2 separate regions of the Mus musculus genome follow, and region 2 is linked to region 1. A link is a contact called in ENCODE Hi-C or POLR2A ChIA-PET data. All regions are on one chromosome and are shown on one strand. Each heading gives the region's core, a stretch centred on a gene start or an enhancer-like site at or near the end of the contact. The rest is flanking DNA. Distances are from core to core; before and after follow the strand shown.

The links. A loop is a pair of places that touch in the nucleus more often than their neighbours do. ChIA-PET counts read pairs that join two places held with the same protein, here RNA polymerase II (POLR2A).
Region 2: a loop to region 1 is called in a map of left cerebral cortex, with 5 times the contacts of the local background. The contact joins the promoter of Hk1 here to the enhancer-like site in region 1. A Hi-C loop is called at or near these places in 7 of 37 maps with a recorded cell type or tissue (Patski, heart and left cerebral cortex). POLR2A ChIA-PET finds 5 or more read pairs at or near these places in 4 of 5 experiments (Patski and embryonic stem cell).

The regions. Positions count from the first base shown.
Region 1 is chr10:62,298,996-62,302,053 of GRCm38, reverse strand. It overlaps Hk1 (hexokinase 1), which reads left to right. Exons shown (of 18, transcript NM_001146100.1): 4 at 2,785-2,904. Among named protein-coding and RNA genes, the nearest start is that of Hk1os, 40 kb to the left of the region's middle. Within about 2 kb of position 1,425, at least 2 of the 3 ENCODE cell types and tissues checked have a DNase peak (open chromatin) inside an H3K27ac peak, as active enhancers do; they include left cerebral cortex, where a contact is called at or near this core.
Region 2 is chr10:62,338,788-62,341,770 of GRCm38, reverse strand. It overlaps Hk1 (hexokinase 1), which reads left to right and starts at 1,350. Exons shown (of 18, transcript NM_001146100.1): 1 at 1,350-1,758. The coding sequence starts at 1,696. It overlaps Hk1os (hexokinase 1, opposite strand), which reads right to left and starts at 1,537. Exons shown (of 3, transcript NR_168630.1): 1 at 1,359-1,537.

The DNA.
Region 1 (3,058 bases), core at 176-2,675:
GGCTGTGGCTGCCCAAATGGCTGTAACCCCAATACTGTCAGATAACGGAGACAGGGGGATGACCTGAGCTTGCTGGTCACCAGCCAGCTCCAGATTCGGTGAGAAGCCTTGTCTCTGGGTAGTAAAGCAGAGAGCGATAGAGGGGAACACTTGATATTTTCCTCTGGCCTTGTTTATAAGCACTGATACACATGTGCATGTCCACCTTATGTACATCACACACACACACACACACACACACACACACACACACCTCACTTAGGTTTGAAGATTTTAAATACTACTTAAAGTTTGGGTTTTTTTTGGGGGGGTTCTTATGTGTATAGTATATGTGTATTGTACAAGTTATCTGGGTGCTCATACACACGCATGCGCGAGAGCACAGTGAAGAGGTCAGAGGTTGATGTCAGGTAATCTTCCTCCAATACTCTCTACGTTATTTGTCTGAGATAGATCTATCATTGAACCCAAAGTTCACTGGATGGCTGGCCAGTGAGCTGCCCCTGTCTCTTCTCTTCCTCCCCAGCACCAGGGCTGCAGTCTGCTACCTCAGCTGGCTGTGCGTGTGTTTCAGGATCTGAACTCAGGCCCTCACGCTTGCATGGAAGGCACTTTACCAACTTAGCCATCTTCCCTTAAAAATTTTGATTTTTCTTGTGTGTGTGTGTGTGTGTGTGTGTGTGTGTGTGTAGGTGCACACATGCCACAGCGTGCAAATGTGGAGGTCAGAGGACAACCAACTTGTGAGAGTTGGGTCTTCCCTTCCACTGTGTGGGTCCCAAGCGTTGGACTCGAGGCTGTCAGGCTCGGTGGGAAGCACTTAAGCCGCTCAGTCATCTCATTCAGTCCTAAAGTGTTTCCTTTGTTACTGATTTATTTATTTTAGCTCAGGCTGGCCTGGAACTTGCTCTATAGTCCTTTCTGGCCTCAACCGCATTATCCTGCTCTTGCCTTCAGAGTGTGAGATTATATGTGTGGGTCATTACATCTAGCTTCTGTGTCCATTCTAGCTTATGTTGTCCCAAAGGTGATGAGGAGTCATTCATTCATTCATTCATTCATTCAGTGGTACTGGGTATTGAATCCCAGGCATTGAGGATGTTAGACAAGCACTCCATCACTGAGCTACAAACCAAGCTCATTTCTTACGTCTTATTTTAGAAGACAGGGCCTCTCTAAGATGCCCAGGCTGGCCTGGAACTCACTGTAGCTCAGGCTAGTCTGGAACTTTGGAACCTCCTCCCTCAGCCTCTCGAGCACTAAGACTGTAGGTGTGTATATAAGTACTCCCCAGGGCCTGCTCAGCCGCGGGGAGATGCGTTTGGCTCAGTTTCAGGTGCTGGCTATGGGTTCCTGGCATGGCCCGATTGCTGCAGCCAGCCATTTCAGGCGCCACACCCTGCCCTTCCTGTGGGGCCGCTTTCCCTTCCTTCTGCTCACTTACAGCAGGAGTGCCCAGAGCCCGAGCTGCAGATGGCATAGAAGGCTCAGGGACTGACTTAGCAATGGATTTGTATCAGTCTCAAGTAGGTCACAGGAAGCTTAGCCTGGTTTCTCCAGGGACGGCGGTCACGTGTCCCTTCAGTCAGAGATACTGCTGCAGCGTAGCCTGAGTAATTGTGACTCAGGCCCGAGGTGCCCAAGTGGGAATAGACTGGTGTCCCCCACCCCACCCCCCAACCCCAGCAGTGAGTCAGGTCCCCTCCAAAGCTGGCTCAACGTGACTATGGCTTGGCACTTTGGCACCGTCCTCCTCTGTCTGTGTTTTAGAAGGCACGAGACTGTCCTCAGTGTACATGCAGAATCCAGGGAGCCTGGCTTCTGTGTTCTTTCCAGTGGATTCTTGCAGTGTGTGTATACCTCACGAGTCAGAGCCAGCAAGCTCGCAATGCCGGAAGTACACCGTGGGATATTCATAGCATGGCATATTCATGCAGTAGTACAGTGTTGAACAAAGACTGTCCTTAAAGACACGGGGGTGATGACTCATAACAGACAGCAGAGAGCACAGCCAGCTCCATTTCCACTTATTCCCACGAGTGTTCGAAATCACGGTGCCAGGACTGACCCCAGATCCATGACTCCATCTGGGATTTTCTTGCTGTTATCTAAGACAGGGGTTTTCACTCTGTAGCCCAGCTTGGCCTTGAGCTCAGGGCAATCCATCTGCCTCAGACTCCCAAGTGCAGGGAATTCTAGCCATGAGCCGATGTGTCTAGCCTCATCTCATGTCTAGACTGCCACGTGGGTTTTGATAGTGTTACACTTCTTTTGGGGTTTGTTCCTGGGGGACCAGACAAGGGTGTTGTAGTTAGACGGGTGCCGTATCATGAGCCTGGAGCCCCGCTTGTACTTTGTGATGTGGGTATTGACAGGTGCAGAACGATGTGACCTCTACACCTCGGATCTGTGAATTTTTAGGGGGTGTTCATCTTTCCTTCAGTAAGTAAAGCAAAGCACAATGGTGGTCCAGCCATGGAGCTGCCCGAGGATTTCCTAGGATTTCCTGGTTCATGGCCTGGGAATGGCCGGGTCACTCCTCCTGGATAGCTGAGAGACGGCCAAGGTGTCATGGAAGACTCTCTGCCAACTCTCTTAGTTTCTGAGTTTCCCTCCATGCCTGCCTGACCGGTGCCGTGACATCTGAGGGTTCCGTTCCTTTGGAGGGCTGGAGGTGTCCCGTGAGAGCGTGGACTAGCTGCTACACGTGCACAGCATGACCCAAAGCGAGGGCACCCTCCTCCAACCCCAACCTGACGTCCCTCCTTCCTCTGTACCTTCTAGCTTTTTGATCACGTCGCTGAATGCCTCGGAGACTTCATGGAGAAAAGGAAGATCAAGGACAAGAAATTACCCGTGGGATTCACGTTTTCCTTCCCGTGCCGACAATCCAAAATAGACGAGGTATGGAGGCCTCGGGGAGGGTTGGCTTCGGAAGACGCGCTCCCGTTTTTCCTTGCTCACGGGTGACCCCCTGCCTCCTAGTTTTGGGATAGTTTGTCAAAGTGATCCTGAGGTTGCGGTGCCACGTTTCTTCTTCCCCTTCCATTCTTCTGTC
Region 2 (2,983 bases), core at 101-2,600, 40 kb before region 1:
GAGAAAACAAAACAACCCTCCATCCTCAAAGATGTCCCAGCCTTGAGAGCTGGCTGGCAGAACTACATTTGCAGAGTCGAATGCAGCTTAGAAGAACCATTTTGTCCTGACACTGGTGGCCATGTTGGTAGCGTTCGCCTGTGCATATGTGTGTGTGTGTGTGTTAGTTTGAGATTTATGTGGGCCTCAAATGCTAATCTTTTTGAGGGGAGATCCTATTAGGAAAATAATTTAAATACAACAGTTAGGCCCTCCCTGGGCCTGGAAATGGCGATATACAGGTTGCGCCCCCCCCCCCAAACTTTAACCTGTAGGCTCCCAAGTTCATTCTATGAGAGTACTTCCCACTTAATTTGTTAGACACAAGTGTTTATGCTCTTTCACAAAAATCATGGGGTGTAGACATCAGTAGTTACAGCTCCATCTTAGGGGTAAAGAAGTGACTGAGGACACATCTGCACCTGCCATTGGGCAGGGTGGGGATGTGTCCTGGATAGAGGTATCAGGTCTACCACCTCTTTCTCAGTGGGCAGTGGTGGCTGGAAGGGTCCTGGGGTACTTGAGGGGTGTTCCAGGCATGGGCTCCTAGCCCCCCAGGTGTGGGCTAGAAGTTAGCCTCTATAGTTCCCTCAGGACAGATGCTGCAGCCCTGGTCATGGGAACATGGCCTGCAAGGGAAGCTTAAGTAAGAGACACTGCATACAACGGCCAGGTCACCAGCACTGAAGCTAAGAAAACCCTGCCCGACTCCTGAGCAGCAACTGTAACGCATTGCCTCAGACTCCTCACCTGTAGAATCAGAGCCACTTCTGTATGTCAGAGTTCTTACTTGTCATAAGGTACAAATACGATTTCCCCTCAACCTGAGTCCTGAACAGTACCCCCAACCTCCCAGAACCCGGATGCCCAAGAGCTAGAGAAGGGTGGGAGGATCGGGACAGGCTGGGAATAGGCCAAAATTCCCACTCGGGGACCATGAGCTCTTACATGATGTCACAGGGGCAGGCGCTTTGGGTTTCGCTATGTGAACTCTGACAGGCTGTGGTGGGACTCCGAGCATCATCCTTAGATTTTGGATCCTCGATGGCAGGCAGGCACAGGGACCCAGTGCAAGATCTGTGAAGCCGCCTAGTTTCGGCTTCCGCTCTCTTTCCACGCCCACTTGTGTGCTTCCCCAACAGGGAGGATGGGAGGGGTGGGGGACGAGCCCTAATCTCCGAGGAAGGGGTGTGGCTCCGTTCGCGTTCTCCAGTTTGTGGTGTCCTGGATCTGTCCTCTGGTCCCCTCCAGATCGTGTCCCACACCCCACCCACTCTGGCTTGGCACTGTGCCACCACGCGTGACCGCGCGCTCCTTACGTGGGGAACGTGCAGGGTGATGCCTCCTTTCCGGCGCGGGAGGGAGCGGCCGTCATTCTCCTGCTCTGGCTGGGAAGCCCCAGCCATAGCGCGGCAGTGGCGCCTTGTAGCCAATGGGGACTGAGGAGGTGGGCCGGCTGGCGGTTGTCACCCTCCCGGGGACGGGAGCTCGGAGGTCTGGAGAGAGCAGGCAGACGCCCCGCCCAGGGACTGAGGGGGAGGAGCCAAGGGAGGAGGAGGTGGAGTCGCGGATCCGCCGCTGGAGGACCACTGCTCACCAGGGCTACTGAGGAGCCACTGGCCCCACACCTGCTTCTCCGCATCCCCCACCGTCAACATGATCGCCGCGCAACTACTGGCATATTACTTCACCGAGCTGAAGGATGACCAAGTCAAAAAGGTGAGCCCCGCCGGCGCCGCCCTGGCCACAGCCTTGCATTCCCGCATCCGCTCGCCACCGCCTGCATCCTCCCCCCGGCCTCTCCCGGCTAGACAGCATCTAGTTGGACTACAGGGTGCAGGCGACAGGCCTCATGCTGGGATTCACCCGGGCATTGTGGGCATGCGGGCGTGCTTGTGGTTTGAGGAGCTGGGCGGCCGGCTGAAGACCCCCCCCCTTCCTCCCACGGCTGGATTGCATACTGCAGTGTCCTTGAAAAGGACCATGGATGTCAGATGGGTACCCGCACGCAGTGCCGGGCTGAGACCTGTCTAGGTGGGGACCAGCTGGCCTGTCTATAGGCCTGTTTTGAAAGGTCCACGCGCGCCGTGGGCGGGGAAGGTGTGATCGCCGAGATAGGCTGGGGAGGTGAGTGAGCAGCTGGCGGGGGTGCTGGCTGGAAGCCAGGCATCCCATATTTGGGGTTCCCATTTGGAGAATACGATGCCCTCCTGAAACTGTCACTGGGCTCCCCCAGCTGTTGCAGCTGCTCCTTACTCTGAGGACGGGGTGACCCGCCTGGCTTTCCGGTGAGGGGAGGGGAGCAGAGGCCACCGGAAACTTTGCTCATAGGCCTCAGGTCGAGAACCGCACGTCTGAATGGAATTTTTTCTTCCTCTAAACCTGTAATTTCCAGGCAGTCTCAGCCTAGGAGCTCAAATAAGACACTTTAGTCACTTGAAGAGCTCGGAGGGGTTGGCATTCGTTCCTTGTGACTTGTGAGTTCTTGCACATGGACGCTGGGTCCTAGGGGTGATGTTCATCTAGTATAAAGTGCCGTCTGCTGGTGGGTCTTAAAGATGTACCTCACTTTTCTGCCACCATCAGTAAGACGGGATGTTTTTTTCCTGAGATAGACTAAGTTGGTTAGGAAAACACCTAGGACATTTTTATTTGTGCTATGGGTATGCCTTACCTACCCTAGGATAGGTTAATAGCATCATCACCCTGACAGACACTGGGACAAGAGGTACTATCTACAGGTGAGAGGCGGCAGTGACTAGGCTCTGTCCTTTCCTGGCCTGAGACTTCTCATCCTGCACCTTCAGAAGCAGTCTTACCGGGGACTGTGACCTCCTGAAGGTCACACAGCTGGTTAGAGGTGGAGTCTGGGCGGGGCTCTGACCCTCCTCCCACTCGAGAACTTGACCAAGACTCCCCCTGGGTGTCAGCTGAAGGGGAGGTG